Regions from separate parts of the Homo sapiens genome. Here region 2 is linked to region 1. A link is an interaction called in ENCODE POLR2A ChIA-PET data of the cell type or tissue named here. Cell type or tissue: PC-9. All regions are shown on one strand. Each heading gives the region's core, and the rest is flanking DNA. Links, peaks and the distances in the headings are about the cores only. Region 1 overlaps STK24 (serine/threonine kinase 24). Region 2 has its middle 45 kb from the start of STK24-AS1.

Region 1 (7,084 bases), core at 1,463-6,462:
TCTTTGAAACAGCTTTATTGATACATATTTTACATACCATAAAATTCATTTCAGGTGTAAAATGCAGTGAGTTTTAGTAATTTTACTGAATGGTGCAGCTAGCATCAATCAGAGCAGAACATTTCATCCCCAGTAAGATTCCTCATCGTCATTCACAGGTGATCTCTGTTCCCACCCTAGCCTTGGACAATTCTGCATCTACTTTGTAGCTCTATAAATTTGCCTTTTCTGGACATTTCATGTAAGTCGATCACACAGTATGTGTTCCTTTGTGACTGGCTGCTTTTGCTTAGCATGACGTTCTTGGGGCTCGCAACGCAGCTTGTGTCTGTTGTTCATTCCTTTTGCAGCAGAATCGTATTCTGTTGTTTGGATGGGCCACCTGTTTGTTGTCTGTTTACTCTCCAGCTGGTGGACATTTAGGCCGTTTGCACTGGCGGTTACTGTGAATCATGTCGCTGTGAACATCTGTGTGTGTGTCTGCGTGGACTTGTGTGTCCTGTTCTCTTGGGAATGGAGTTGCTGGGTTAGAGGGTAGGTTTTTTGTTTCCCCTTGGAGACTCTCTGGTTTCCACATATGGTAGTTTTATGCTTAACCTTTTGAGAAATTGCCAAATGGCTTTCTGAAGTGGCCACGTCATTTTGCTCCCTCCAGCCGTTTGTAATGTTCCCATTTCTCCTATGTGTAATTTTAATACAAAGCAGTAAAAAGTTGCCATTATGGACCTAGTAAATTCTGAGGTAACATAAGAGAGAAATAATGATGCAGCCGTCATTACTGTGCTGGTAATGTAAGTTTCCTTTTTTTTTTGTTTTTAAATGGAGCTTTGCAGAGATCAAGTCGAGAGAAGAACACTGGGCCAGCCTGACTCCAAAGCCTACTCTCTTAAGCACTTTGCTTTGCTGACTTGTGATGTTTTAAAATCTAGCATTATTTTCAAATGCTGTGAGAGCACTGAAGATAAAGGATTTGATTCTTTTTTTCAGGCATCCAAGGATGGTTCATCATCAAGAATCATTTTAATATAGGAAGGGGACGACAGATTATGGTGCCAATAGATGTACTCCTACTTCCATTGCAACATTAATATTGTTATATAAATATGGCAAAATGGAGAAAAGCAGCCGAATCACAAAAAGAGTTGCATTATAGTATTTGCTCTCTTGGAGGATGTTAGTATTGTAGCAGGCTGAACCCACCCATGGAAGAGGTGTGTGCTTCAGGGCGGCACAGCTGGAGTGAGCCGAATGGAAATGGAAAATTGTGTACAAAGTGCGCAGCAGGCTGAGCCTTTGATGGAAACAGCGGGTGCTCTGCTGTGTACAGCTGGATGTCAGGTCTGGGGAGTGACTGTGTGTGAGTCTTGGCTGTCGCCCTTTCCTTTCTGTGTCCCCCTCCCCACCAGCCCTGACTCCTGTGTCTCCTTCGAATGCCTTCCAGAAATTGTGACAGGTGGCGAGGGCAGAACAAAGTATTATCTTTTCTGTGGTTTTCTCAGTAATTATGAAATTTTCACCTGTTTGGGCCTCACCGAGGAGCAAGAAAGAAGGGACACCAGGGCCTGAGTGTGGGAAGGAGGCAGTGGCAGTGATGAACCTAGGAGGTCAGGCGGCAGGTGGGCTGCTCTGGAAGCTCCCTCCAGGAGGTAGGGTTTAGCACAAGGCATGGTTTTGTAGGCAGGTGTGTGCATGCATGTGTGTGAATGTGTATGTGTGTACCAGAATAGAGGACTAGGAGAAAGAAGTGGCAAGAGACTGGGCAGAGAATGAATAAGATGAGCTCACAAACTCCCCTTGGAGCAGAAGATCAGTTGAAGGTGCAGTAAGCTACTGCTTGAGGAAGGGATTAAAAATAGGCACCAAGCCGCGGTGGCTCATGCCTGTAATCCCAGCACTTTGGGAGGCCAAGGCGGGAGGATCACCTGAGGTCAGGAGTTTGAGACCGGCTTGACCAACATGGTGAAACCCCATCTCTACTAAAAATACAGAAATTAGCTGTGTGTGGTGGTGGGCACCTGTAACCCCAGCTACCAGGGAAGCTGAGGCAGGAGAATTGCTTGAACCTGGGAGGCGGAGGTTTCAGTGATCGAGATCATGCCACCGTACTCAAGCCTGGTCAACAGAGCGAGACTCCATCTCAAAAAAAAAAAAAAAAAAAAAGCAAGCACCAAAGCAGTGATTGACCTAGCCGATGGAGAATACCCTTTCCTTCACTAAAACCTGAAGCTTAGCATGGTTCTTGGGAAGGAAGTTCTGGAAGTGATGAGGATTTGTTGACATCCCTGTGGATTAGTGACATTGATGGGCACCAGAAAGCAGGTGTCTGTTGTGACAGAAAACCAGGGTGGAAGCTACAAGTGACATCTACAAGGTAGGCCCTGCCCACTCTGACCTCCAGCTGCACCCCGAGCGGAGCAGCTGGGGCATCATGGAAGTGGTTGGGCCATGCAGCGGAGCCCTGAGCCCCTCAGCAGGTTCATCCCACAGCCCTGTGTTGTGGGTACTCTTGTTATCCCCATCTATAGAAGAGGCAGCTGAGGCACAGGGCGTTTAAGTGACTTTGTCAGTCACTTAAATCGAATCCCTCATCAGAGCTGGGGATTCGATTCAGGCAGCCTGGCTCCAGGAGCTGAGCCCTCAGCCCCTGCACTACACTGAGGGGGCAGCAGAAAGGAACCCAGGTGAAGACTATAAAGATCGCCACCTCCTCTTGCTTCTGTCTCACATTCTGTACTTACGGGTGCACGTCTCCACCTGCTTGCTGCTTCCTGGGCTGTTGGCATGCACCTGGGTGGAGCTGGGGCCCCTGTCCTGCTGTGGGTAGTGAGGCCGGCACCCTGGCCAGTGCGTGGCCCGGTCCTTAGTCTGGAAGGTCTGTCTGCCTCTCGTGCCACAGCTGGCGGCTGGGGCCTCAGCTCCTCAGCTGCACTCGCCTCACTTGTTTATTCAGCTGATGGGGTTGAGGTCTCCCGTGTGCCGGGCACTGTGCTGTTGTGAATGAGCCCGCTGCTGTTCAAAGCAGACATCACAGCGGCCATAGGGTAACGCCATCCAGGGGGAAGGCCCCACTCCAGATGAGGTGTGTGTGTTTGTGAGAGGCCCCACGAAGACAGGTGTCCTTAGCCATCCCAGCAGCCTCACCCAGGAGGACTGCCTGATGGGAGCCCTCTGAGGGCCACTGTCTAGAGAGGTGGCACTGCACAGGTAGCCTGCTCCTTCAGAGGTAGGTCTTGAGGGGGTCACAGTGTAGGCTGAAGAACGCTGGCTTGAGGACTCAAGGAGCTGAAGGCCACCATCCTGGCTCTCTCCCTGGGTGAGTGACTTACTTGCCAAGCCTCCCCTTCTCATCTTTGGAGGCGGCTGCTTCAAGGGGTTTGGGGGAGGTAAGGAGATGAGCCGGGAGGGGCGGGCTCCGGCCAGTGTCGGGGGCACACAAGGGCCTGCTTCCCCCTCCCTTTCACTGGGCGACTGGAGGACAGGCGGAGGAGTGTGGCTGGGCGGCTGGAGGACAGGCGGAGGAGTGTGGCAGCCGGACAGCTGGAGGACAGGCGGAGGAGTGTGGTGGCTGGCAGGGTATGTGTTTCTGGTTCTGTTGAGTGATGCTTGGAAGATCGTTCTGAGAGGTCAGGGCAGCTCCCGGGACCCCAGAGCACTGGGCTCCTGCAGGGGACTAGGAGGCCGGCTTTTATCAGCTCATGAGCTTTTAAAAATGGAGAGAAGGGCAGGTGTGGTGGCTCATCCCTATAATCCCAGCACTTTGGGAGGTCGGGGTGAGAGGATCATTTGAGCCCTGGAGTTAGAGACCATCCTGGGCAACATAGACCCCGTCTCTACAAAAAGTAAAATAACAGTCAGCCAGGCATGGTGGCACACATCTGTAGTCTCAGCTACTTGGGAGGCTGAGGTGAGAGGATCACTTGAACCCAGGAGTTTGAGGCTGCAATGAGCCATGATTGTGCCACTGCACTCCTGTCTGGGTGACAGGGAGAGATCCCTTCTCTTGGAAGAGAAAAAAAAAAAAAGATAGAAGAAGAATATGCAACAGAGACAATTTAGTCCCCAAAGCCTAAGGCATTTGTTTTCTGGCCCCTACTGAAGTGTGTTGGCCTGGAGCTTGCAGGGTTTCTGTGAGATGTAGGATTTGGCTCACAGATTGTATCTTGATTGCTCACGTTCCCTCTTGCCCTTGCTGCCCCACCTAGGGAGAAAAGAACACTCAGTGACATTTTTCCCCCCGGTGGGCAGGATACGTGTGTTCCTATTTGTGACAAATCAACCTTGTCTATGACCTTCGCACCTCCATTCCAGGAATTTCCCCTTCGAGGCCTCTAAAAGCTAAAAGATTTTCAGGTAAAGGAAATGCGTTATTAATTGAAATCTGCATACACCAAAACGATTTGGTCTGGCTTCTAGAATAGTCAGTTTCCTGATACTCATCATTGCTTCCATCAGTTCTTGTAAAATACAGGAAGGTGAGTTCACCTGTAGGGAATGGGAAGTGGTATCACATTTTACTCCTGGCATTCTAGTGTGATGACAGGATGAGCCTTGCCACTTAGGTGCCTCTGGAGTCAGGCACCCTGTGAAGCTTGCAGCTCATGAGCACTTTGCAGTCCAGAGAATGACCCATGATCCTTAAACCCCGCTTCCGAGCTGTGGGGGATCTTGTGTAAGATCTGTGCCCGAATTGTCTCAGCTGTGTAATGAGGACAGTGTTCTCTTTCTCATGGGGTGGTTGTGAGGTCTAGAAACCGTATTTGTGAACGCTGCCCAGCACAAGGCCTTCCCGTGGGAGGAGCTTCAGCAGTGGGAGCTGCCACTGTTTGTTACTGTTTATTTGTACACTGGGTATGTTTTCCATGGCTTTTGTTTGCATTTTGATTTTAATAAAGGAGGTGCCAGTTTCACTTTCCAAGGAACTATATACTTTATTTGGAATGCATTGCGTGTGTGTGTGTGTGTGTGTGTGTGTGTGTGTGTGTGTATACACACATATATATATATATATATATTTTTTTTTTGTTTGTTTGTTTGTTTGTTTGTTTGAGACAGAGTTTCGCTCTTGTTGCCCAGGCTGGAGTGCAATGGCGTGATCTTGGCTCACTGCAGCCTCCGTCTCCCAGATTCAAGTGATTCTCCTGCCTCAGCCTCCCAGGTAGTTGGGATTACAGACACGTGCCACCACGCCCAGCTAATTTTGTATTTTTAGTAAATACACGCTGGTCAGGCTGGTCTTGAACTCCTGACCTCAGGTGATCCGCCTGCCCCAGCCTCTCAAAATGTTGGGATTACAGGCGTGAGCCACCACGCCTGGCCCGTTGCATATTTTTTATCAAATTCTTGCCTGATGAAACTCCTGGTTATGCTGTCAGGGCCTGTTTGTTGGGACTGCCCAGTGGGTTCTCCTTGCCTGCTGCCCAAACAGCTGATTTATCAAGACAGGGGAATTGCAATAGACAAAGAGTTTAATTCACATAGTGCTGGCTATACAGGAGACCAGAGTTTTATTGTTACTCAAATCAGCCTCTCTGAAAATTTGGAGATTGGGATTTTTAAGGATAATTTGGTGGGTAGGGGTTCAGGAAGTGGGGAATGCTGATTGGTTGGGTCGGAGATGGAATCATAGGAGATTGAAGTGGGTTTTTTGCTGTTTTCGGTTCCTGGGTGGGATCCCAGAACTGGTTGAGCCAGATTACCGGTCTGGGTGGCACTAGCTGGTGCATCAGAACACTGGGTCTGCAAAATATTCCAAGCACTGATCTTAGTTTTTACAACAGTGATCTTATCCCCAGGAGCAGTTTTGGGAGGTTCAGAATCTTGTAGCCTCCGGCCTGCGTGACCCCTAAACCATAATTTCTAATCTTGTAGCTAATTTGTTAGCCTTACAAAGGTAGTATAGTCCCCAGGCAAGAAGGGGGTTTGTTTTGGGAAAGGGCTATTACCATTTTTGTTTCAAAGTTAAACTATAAACTAAGTTCCTCCCGAAGTTAGTTCAGCCCATGCCCAGGAATGAAAAGGACAGCTTGGAGGGTAGAAGCAAGATGGAGTCGGTTAGGTCAGATCTCTTTCACTGTCATCATTTTCTCACTGTTAGAATTTTTGCAGAGGCAGTTTCATTGTCATCTCAAACCGCAGGCCTCGTCTTTGAGCCAGGGAGCCTTCTGTTGAAGAAAAGTACCCCACACAACCACTGAGAGATCCTGGGGCAGGGCTGAGGTTCCCTGGTGGGGACTCCGGGGGTGCTGGAGCTTTGTGACCATGGGCCTTGCCTCCTCGGCTGCCTCTGCTATGAAGCCTCATGCGGTTGGAGGAGGATGTGGATGAGATGACCAAGCGGGGTGCCCGCTAGCACCAGGTGGTGGGTAGGCGTCGGCAGACTAGGAGAGCCTCAGAGCCTTTGTTTAACTTGTGCTGAGAAGGAGTGTGACTCCAGGAGAGTTGGGTGGAGAGCCTCACCTTGGCACACACTATGCTGTGTCCAGACTGGACCCCATGGTGTCTGAGCATTATTCTCTCTAGGGTCACCTTCCCCTGCACTGTGACCTTGCGGAGCTTCAAACAGTGGTTTCCTAAGGTAACAGAGCAGGTGGTGGTGTGGTGCGTGTGCGTGTGTGTGTGTGTGTTGGGTACTGAGGCCACAGGCGATAAACTGATCTAGGTGGTATAGTAGTGTTTTTCTCATTTTTAATACTTTTCAAAAATCGAATTTATATTTTTCTTTTTTATTTTTAGAGATGGGGGTTCTCATTTTGTCACCCAGGCTGGAGTGCAGTGGCTCAATCATAACTCATTGCAGCCTCAAACTCCTGGGCTCAAGTGATTCTCCCACCTCAGCCTTCCAAGTAGCTGGGATTACAGGCTTGAGTCACGAAGCCCTGCTATATTTTTAACTTAGCTAGAGCATTTCTATCTTAAGTATTTTTTTATAGATAGTAGATGCTAGCACTAGGGTTTTCCTTAATTAAAATATTAAGTATTCCTTAATCTTTAGGAGATTTAGGAAATATTAAGGAATTTAGGAAAACTGAGATAGTCTCGCTCTGTCACCCAGGCTGGAGTGCAGTGGTGCAATTTCAGCTCACTG
Region 2 (7,084 bases), core at 752-5,751, 86 kb before region 1:
GAGTAGCTAGAACTACAGGCATGTACCACCATAACTGGCTAATTGTAAAATTTTTTGTTGAGATAAGGTTTCACTGTGATGCCCAGGCTGGTCTCAAACTCCTGGCCTCAGGCGATCCTCCTGCCTCAGCCTCCCAAAGCACTGGGATTATAAGTGTGAGCCACTGTGCCCGGCCTCCGGCTCTATTTGTATGTTTTTCTGCATTGACTGTATTTTCATTACAAGGCTGAATAATAGTGCAATATTTTTTGAAAACATAAAATGTCAAGCTCGACACATGTGGTCCCAACAATGCTCATCACTAAGTTGAAATGATAATATTAACAGTAATGACCAAATTTGTGCATGCACAGGCAAAAACGACCACTTACTGCCTGGCCAATGCCAATTGTAAAATGCCAAAAATAGTAAGAAGCGCCAGCATTCTGAGATGTTAGTGAAAAAAGATGTCTATTTTTGGTTAGGCATGGTAGCTTACACCTGTAGTCCAGCTACTCAGGAGGCTGAGGCAGGAGGATCCCACTGAGCCCAGGCATTAAAGGCTGCAGTGAGCTGTGACTGGGTCACTGTACTCCAGCCTGGGAGACAGAGTAGAACTCTGTCTCCAAGAAAAAAAAAAGTGTACTTCCCACTAGAGTTACTGAAATCAGTACTGTGCTGTAGCACCTCCATTTTGGAATTGTCATGATGACTGAATTACAAATGACATATATATGTATAAATTTTATTTGTATATGTATAAATTTTTATATATATAAATTTTATTTATATATACATTGTATTTATATATAAATATGTCATATAATAAAATTTATATATAAATAAAATGTATATATAAATTATTTTTGAGACAGAGTCTTGCTTTGTTGCCCAGGCTGTAATGCATTGGCACGATCTCAGCTCATTGTAACCTCTGCCTCCTGGGTTCAAGTGATTCTCCTGCCTCAGCCGTGCAAGTAGCTGGGATTACAGGCACACCAGCATGCCTGGCTAATTTAAATATATATATATTTAGTAGAGATGGTTTCGCCATGTTGGCCAGGTTGATCTCGAACTCCTGACCTCAAGTGATCCATCTGCCTTGGCCTCCCAAAGTGCTGGGATTGCAGGCATGAGCCATCGCACCCGGTCAACTTCTGTATATTTTCTCTGCTTTTGATTATCCAGCCACTTAGCAAGCATGTACTGATACCTTATTACATGCAGGTGCTACGCAAAGGGCCCTCTGGACCTGTGGTCAGCATGTGACAAAATAAAGTCCAGTGATCTGGGAGTGCTGGATGAACATGTTTGGAACCCCTAAGCATTGTGTCAAAAGATGATCAGGGAATCAAAATAACAGCTGGAGGCTGGGTGTGGTAGCTCACACCTATAATCCCAGCACTTTGGCAGGCTGAGACGGAGGGATCACTTGAGGTCAGGAGTTCGAGAAAAGCCTGGCCAACATGGTGAAACCCTGTTTCTACTAAACATACAAAAACTAGCCGGGTGTGGTGGCAGGCACCTGTAATCCCAGCTACTCAGAAAGCTGAGGCAGGAGAACTGCTTGAACCTAGGAGGCAGAGGTTGCAGTGAGCCGAGATCATGCCATTGTACTCCAGCCTGGGTGACAGAATGAAACTCTTTCAAAAAAAAAAACAAAAACAAAAAAACAGGAACAGCTGGAAACAAAAGAGACAGTTGGGGAGAACGTGGAAAAGAAGAAAGCCCTACAGAAAAAGGAAAAGGACTGGATGAGGAATGAGAACTGGTTTCTAGTCCTGTGCTTCTCCAAGTCAACACGTGGCCAATGTTTCCTTCCAGGATCTTTTTTTTTTTTTTTTTTGAGACAGAATCTCGCTCTGTCACCAGGCTGGAGTGCAGTGGCGTGTAATCTCGGCTCACTGCAACCTCTGCCTCCCAGGTTCAAGCAACTCTGCTGCCTCAGCCTCCTGAGTAGCTGGGGACTACAGGCATGTACCACCATACCCAGGTAATTTTTTTTTTTTGTATTTTTAGTAGAGAGGGGGTTTCACCATGTTGGCCCAGATGGTCTCGATCTCTTGACCTTGTGATCCGCCCACCTCGGCCTCCCAAAGTGCTGGGATTACAGGCGTGAGCCACCGCACCCAGCCCCAGTATGTTCTTTTTGAGTATTTTGAAGAATCACTGGGGTCTTTTGGGTCAACTCCCTTATTTCATTAAGAAGGATGCTGAAGCCTGGGAAGTGAGGTACTTATTTGGAAATATGGCTTCTGGCAGGTCTAAGGGTGATTTCCCTCATTTCTTTCTGATTTTCTATATTGATAATTGTTGTATAATGTATTCTCTTTATAATGGAAACAGCTACTCTATAGACAGAAAAGTCTATTAAGCAATATTACTTTTCATCACAGCCAGGGAGGAACCTGATAATTAATATCTAATGAAGTCCATGGCTTTTAGGAAAGAACAACAACAAAAAAAACCCCTTCATATCAGCAACAAAAATATCTTTCAGGCAGGCTAGAGTAGAAGAAGGAAGAAGCACAGATACCAAATAAGGAACGTGGGCTTGTTTTTTTTCTATAAATAGACTTTTGGATAAGTGGGCAAAAGACATGAACTTTCCGTTAAAAGAATATTTTTAAAGCCATTAATTATAGTAAAAATTTTGTTCTAGGACAAGAATAATACACACCTATGTAATACAGATTTACTTATAAAATATTTATATTAAATTTCTATTTATTTTATGTAAATAAATGTATATTTCATCTTTAAATGTCTAGAAATAAATGCAAAAGCATACACAGGGCCAAAAATAGCCGTGATGAGTGATTTAAAGGTCTAGAAATCCTACTGGAAACCACCTTCCAGGAAAAGCATCTGATAAATTCTAAACGTGCCTTGCTGATAATTTCATCTCCCAGATGCTGGGCAATTGGAAATCAGTGGTTGCGGTGAAAGACCGAGACCTCTGGGAGATGAGATGATGCTGGCCCTGGGGGAATGCTGGGTGCCTGCAGCAAGGTTTTTAGAAATGGGCTGGTTGAAATTTAACCCACATAGGAAGCTGGTTGAAGATTGAGGAGTATGTCATAGAAGCCACAAACTGGAAGAGCTTTGGGTCTCCCAAGGGACCTGGACGAGAACTAGCAATCTTCAGGCCCAGGGCACTGCCTCCATTCCTCTGGGCCGCCTGGTTTCACATCTGTTCTCCTAAATGCCAGGGATTCGGGTGGAAGTGAGATGCTCCAGGGAGGTGCTCCCAGGGGAAACTGGTGAAGGAGTGTGGGAATGGGGAGCTCAGGAGTGTCAATGAGACCTCAGGGTATGTGCTGCCTCAAGCAATGGAGCTGGACCTTTTCACTTGCACACCAGCCAGCTGAGGGTCACAGCCATGGGTAGGGGTGGGGCTGGAGGTAATGGGGAGAAGAGAAAACTCCTGGGGGAATCTAGCTCTCCATGTGGGTGGGATGCCTGCAACACCCAAAGGCAATCCTCAGAAAGTCGCTGGCGAGGGCCATGAATGACAGAGTTTGCAGGAACTGGGCTGTGAGCATGCACGAAGCTGGTGAATGAGAGCCGAGGGGATCTGGGCAAGGCGGCAGCTCTGTCTGCTAGGGCAACACTGCCTCCTTTTCTGCATCTGCTTTGTTCTCCTCTGTCTCTGAAAAGCAGCTTCCTCTGCTACCTGCATGCATCTGGGCTCGCTTGCCAATTTTTTTTTTTTTTTTTTTTTTTTGAGACAGAGTCTCACTCTGTCACCCAGGCTGGAGTGCACTAGTGCAATCTTGGCTCATTGCAAACTTCACTACCATGCCCAGCTACTTTTTGTATTTTTAGTAGAGATGAGGTTTCTCATGTAAATTCCTTGAAGAGACAGACTGATAGACTCTGAGTCAAGGTACCATATTCCCAGGAGAGAAAATCTATTGGCTTGATTTGAACCAGATGTCTTTGCCCCAGTTCAACTGCCTGCTGTGACCAAGAAGCCAACGATAGTCGCTAGGGCAACCATTGAGCCATTGACTGTAGGGTCTCAGTGTGTGTGTGTGTGTGTGTGTGTGTGTGTGTGTGTGTGTGTGTTGCTATATCTGGGCAGAGGAATGGGCAAAACAACAGATTATCAGAAAGCGCCAGGATAGGCCTGGCCTGGCCCACTTGGAGTTGGATCCCCTGCTCTGGGTTCAGCCAAGCAGATGTCAAAAATGTCCAGGGGAGGCTGGGCACGGTGGCTCACGCCTGTAATCCCAGCACTTTGAGAGGCTAAGGCGGGCGGATCACCTGAGGTTGAGAGGTCAAGATCAGCCTGACCAACGTGGAGAAACCCCGTCTCTATTAAAAATACAAAAAATTAGCCGGGCGCGGTGGTGCATGCCTGTAATCCCAGCTACTCGGGAGGCTGAGGTAGGAGAATCACTTGAACCCAGGAGGTAGAGGTTGCGGTGAGCCGAGATCACACCATTGCACTCCAGGCTGGGCAACAAAGTCAAACTCTGTCTCAAAAAAAAAATGTCCAGGGGAAAGAAATAGATCTCACTCCAAAGATTAGTTGGCTCAAGAGGAACGAAGTCTTCACAAAAGCAAAATTCTGAAGAAGCAATGACAAGCGATGCTCTTTTTTGAGAAAGAAATGGGAAAATATCTAAAGACAGCAGGATCATGCATGGGTGACAACACCAAGGACAGATGATAAAGAATGTGTACACAGACAGAAGGAGGCACACAGAATCAAATAAACGATGGTTATGGGACTGAACAAATAGTCCCAAAAACCCAAAGAACAAACTATTCAAGAGCTTATAAAAATAGATGTATTTGAATAGGAAGAATAATGAAGAGGTTACTTGCTGCTTATGCCTGGGGATCATGTTCAGTGGTGAGCGTGGGAAAGCTGGCCTTACCAGGCATATTGTTAAGAGGAAAAGGCAGGTTCTTTTTTTTTTTGAGATGGAGTTTCACTCTTTGTTGCCCAGGCTGGAGTGCAGTGGTGCAATCTCAGCTCACTGCAACCTCCACCTCCCTGATTCAAGTGATCCTCCTGCCTCAGCCTCCTGAGTACCTGGGATTACAGGCGCTCAACACCATGCCCAGCTAATTTTTGTATTTTTAGTGGAGACAGGGTTTCGCCACATTGGCCAGGCTGGTCTCAAACTCCTGACTTCAGGTGATCTGCCCACCTTGGCCTCCCAAAGTGTTGGGATTACAGGCATGAGCTGCCACGCCCAGCCCGCCAGTGGAATGTTTGGTATACATGATTATACTTCTGTTTATCCATTATAAATGAAGGGGTCTGGGTGCTAGGTTTATTGGCTTTTTCTTCTCTTGGCCATCTTTTCTCTATTTTTGTAAAAGACGTCCAAGCTTTAAAGCAAGCCAATAGATTCTCCCTCTTGGGAATATGGAACTGGTACCCAGAGTCTAACAATCTATCTCGTCCAGGAATTTACATGAGTAGAAACTTCCACTGTTTGTGTAAGGCAATGAGAGAAAAAAGTAGAACTATTTCATTTCCATTTAGCATTTTTTTTTTTTTTAGACGGAGTCTCTCTCCGTCGCCTAGGCTGGAGTGCAGTGGCATGATCTCAGCTCACTGCAACCTCCGCCTCCCGGGTTCATGCCATTCTCCTGCCTCAGCCTCCCGAGTAGCTGAGGCTACAGGTGCCCGCCACCACGCCCGGCTAATTTTTTTGTATTTTTAGTAGAGATGGGGTTTCACCATGTTAGCTAGGATGGTCTCGATCTCCTGACCTCGTGATCAACCCATCTCTGCCTCCCAAAGTGCTGGGATTACAGGCGTGAGCCACCACGCCCAACCCCATTTAGTTTTTTTAAATAAAAATTTTCCAACTAGAATGAAGAGAACACACATCCCTAAGAGGGCATAAAGTCCTAGATAGAGTTCACAAGAGATGATCTGGATGTTTTAAATGAAGCCAGTCACGGTGGCTCATGCCTGTAATCCCAACACTTTGGGAGGCTGAGGTGGACAGATCACTTGAGATCGAGACAAGCCTGGCCAACATGGTGAAACCCTGTCTCTACAGAAAATACAAAAATAAGCTGGGCGTGGTGGCACGCGTCTATAATCCCAGCTACTTGGGAGGCTGAGACACGAGAATCACTTGAACCTGGGAGGCGGAGGTTTCGGTGAACCGAGATCATGCCACTGCACTCCAGCCTGAGAAAGACCTTGTCTCAAAAAAAAATAAATAAATAAATAAAAATAAAAATAGATGTTTTAAATGAGTTTAAGACTCAAGCAGATGATACCCCAGAGTCCTGCAAAAACTTTAAAATCATGTCTCTGGAACCACTGCTAGTAAACTAGACAAACTCAGGAACGCTCCAAAGGGTGAAAGCTGGATCAGTGAATAGACGTTAAAGAGGCAGAAGCTGCCTTCAATGGGAGCTGTTTAGAAAGGCCTGGGAGGCAGCTGCTTCTGTGCCCAGACATGTTCAAGCAGGAGCTGGGTGACTGCCGTGTGAGGGATGTCATGATGTGTGTCTTCCATGAATAGAAGAAGGGACCAGATAAGGATTCTCAAAGAAAGATCAGGGCTCATCAGTGGACCACAAAGTTCCCCTAATGGACCTAAAACTGATTTAAAAACTCATACCCTCTCTTTTATTATTATTATTATTGTTATGAGAGACAGGGTCTCAATCTGTCACCCAGGCTGCAGTGCAGTGGCATGATCATAGTTCACAGAAATCTTGAACTGCTGAGCTCAAGCAATCCTCCCATCTCAGCCTCCTGAGTAGCTGAGACTACAGTTGGGAGCCACCATGCTAGGCCGGTTTTTATTTTATTTTTTATGGAGGCAGGGACTCACTATGTTGCCCAGGCTGGTCTTGAACTCTGGGCCTCAATCGATCCTCCCCCACCGCGGCCTTCCAAAGCACTGGGATTATAGGCATGACCCACTGCACCCAGCCCTCTCTCGATTCTTCTACGTGATTAATACACAAGCCATACGTTTTCACTTTACAAACAGCTAGGATCACCTATGATCTACGTGACAGGGCCGTTTCTTGGAATATTTTTTCCAACACTTCTCCTCTCTATCCCAAAATAGGCAGGACCTGTGTGCTCCCCCATGTCCCCCACTAACCCTGT

The links. Peaks named below come from ENCODE experiments on the same cell type or tissue, not always from the same donor. Only the 100,000 strongest peaks of a DNase experiment are listed, where the experiment ranks them.
Region 2: POLR2A ChIA-PET joins it to region 1 with 7 read pairs; 3 of 35 experiments call an interaction of 5 or more read pairs at or near these places.

What each region holds. Positions count from the first base shown.
Region 1 is chr13:98,533,299-98,540,382 of GRCh38, reverse strand. All of the region lies in intron 1 of STK24 (serine/threonine kinase 24), which reads left to right. Among named protein-coding and RNA genes, the nearest start is that of STK24, 40 kb to the left of the region's middle. RefSeq lists an enhancer at 3,131-3,994. In PC-9, for the core only: no CTCF peak of the experiment used is centred there; a DNase peak (open chromatin) is centred at 4,512; H3K27ac peaks cover 2,909 bases.
Region 2 is chr13:98,619,085-98,626,168 of GRCh38, reverse strand. No RefSeq gene overlaps it. Among named protein-coding and RNA genes, the nearest start is that of STK24-AS1, 45 kb to the right of the region's middle. In PC-9, for the core only: no CTCF peak of the experiment used is centred there; no DNase peak of the experiment used is centred there.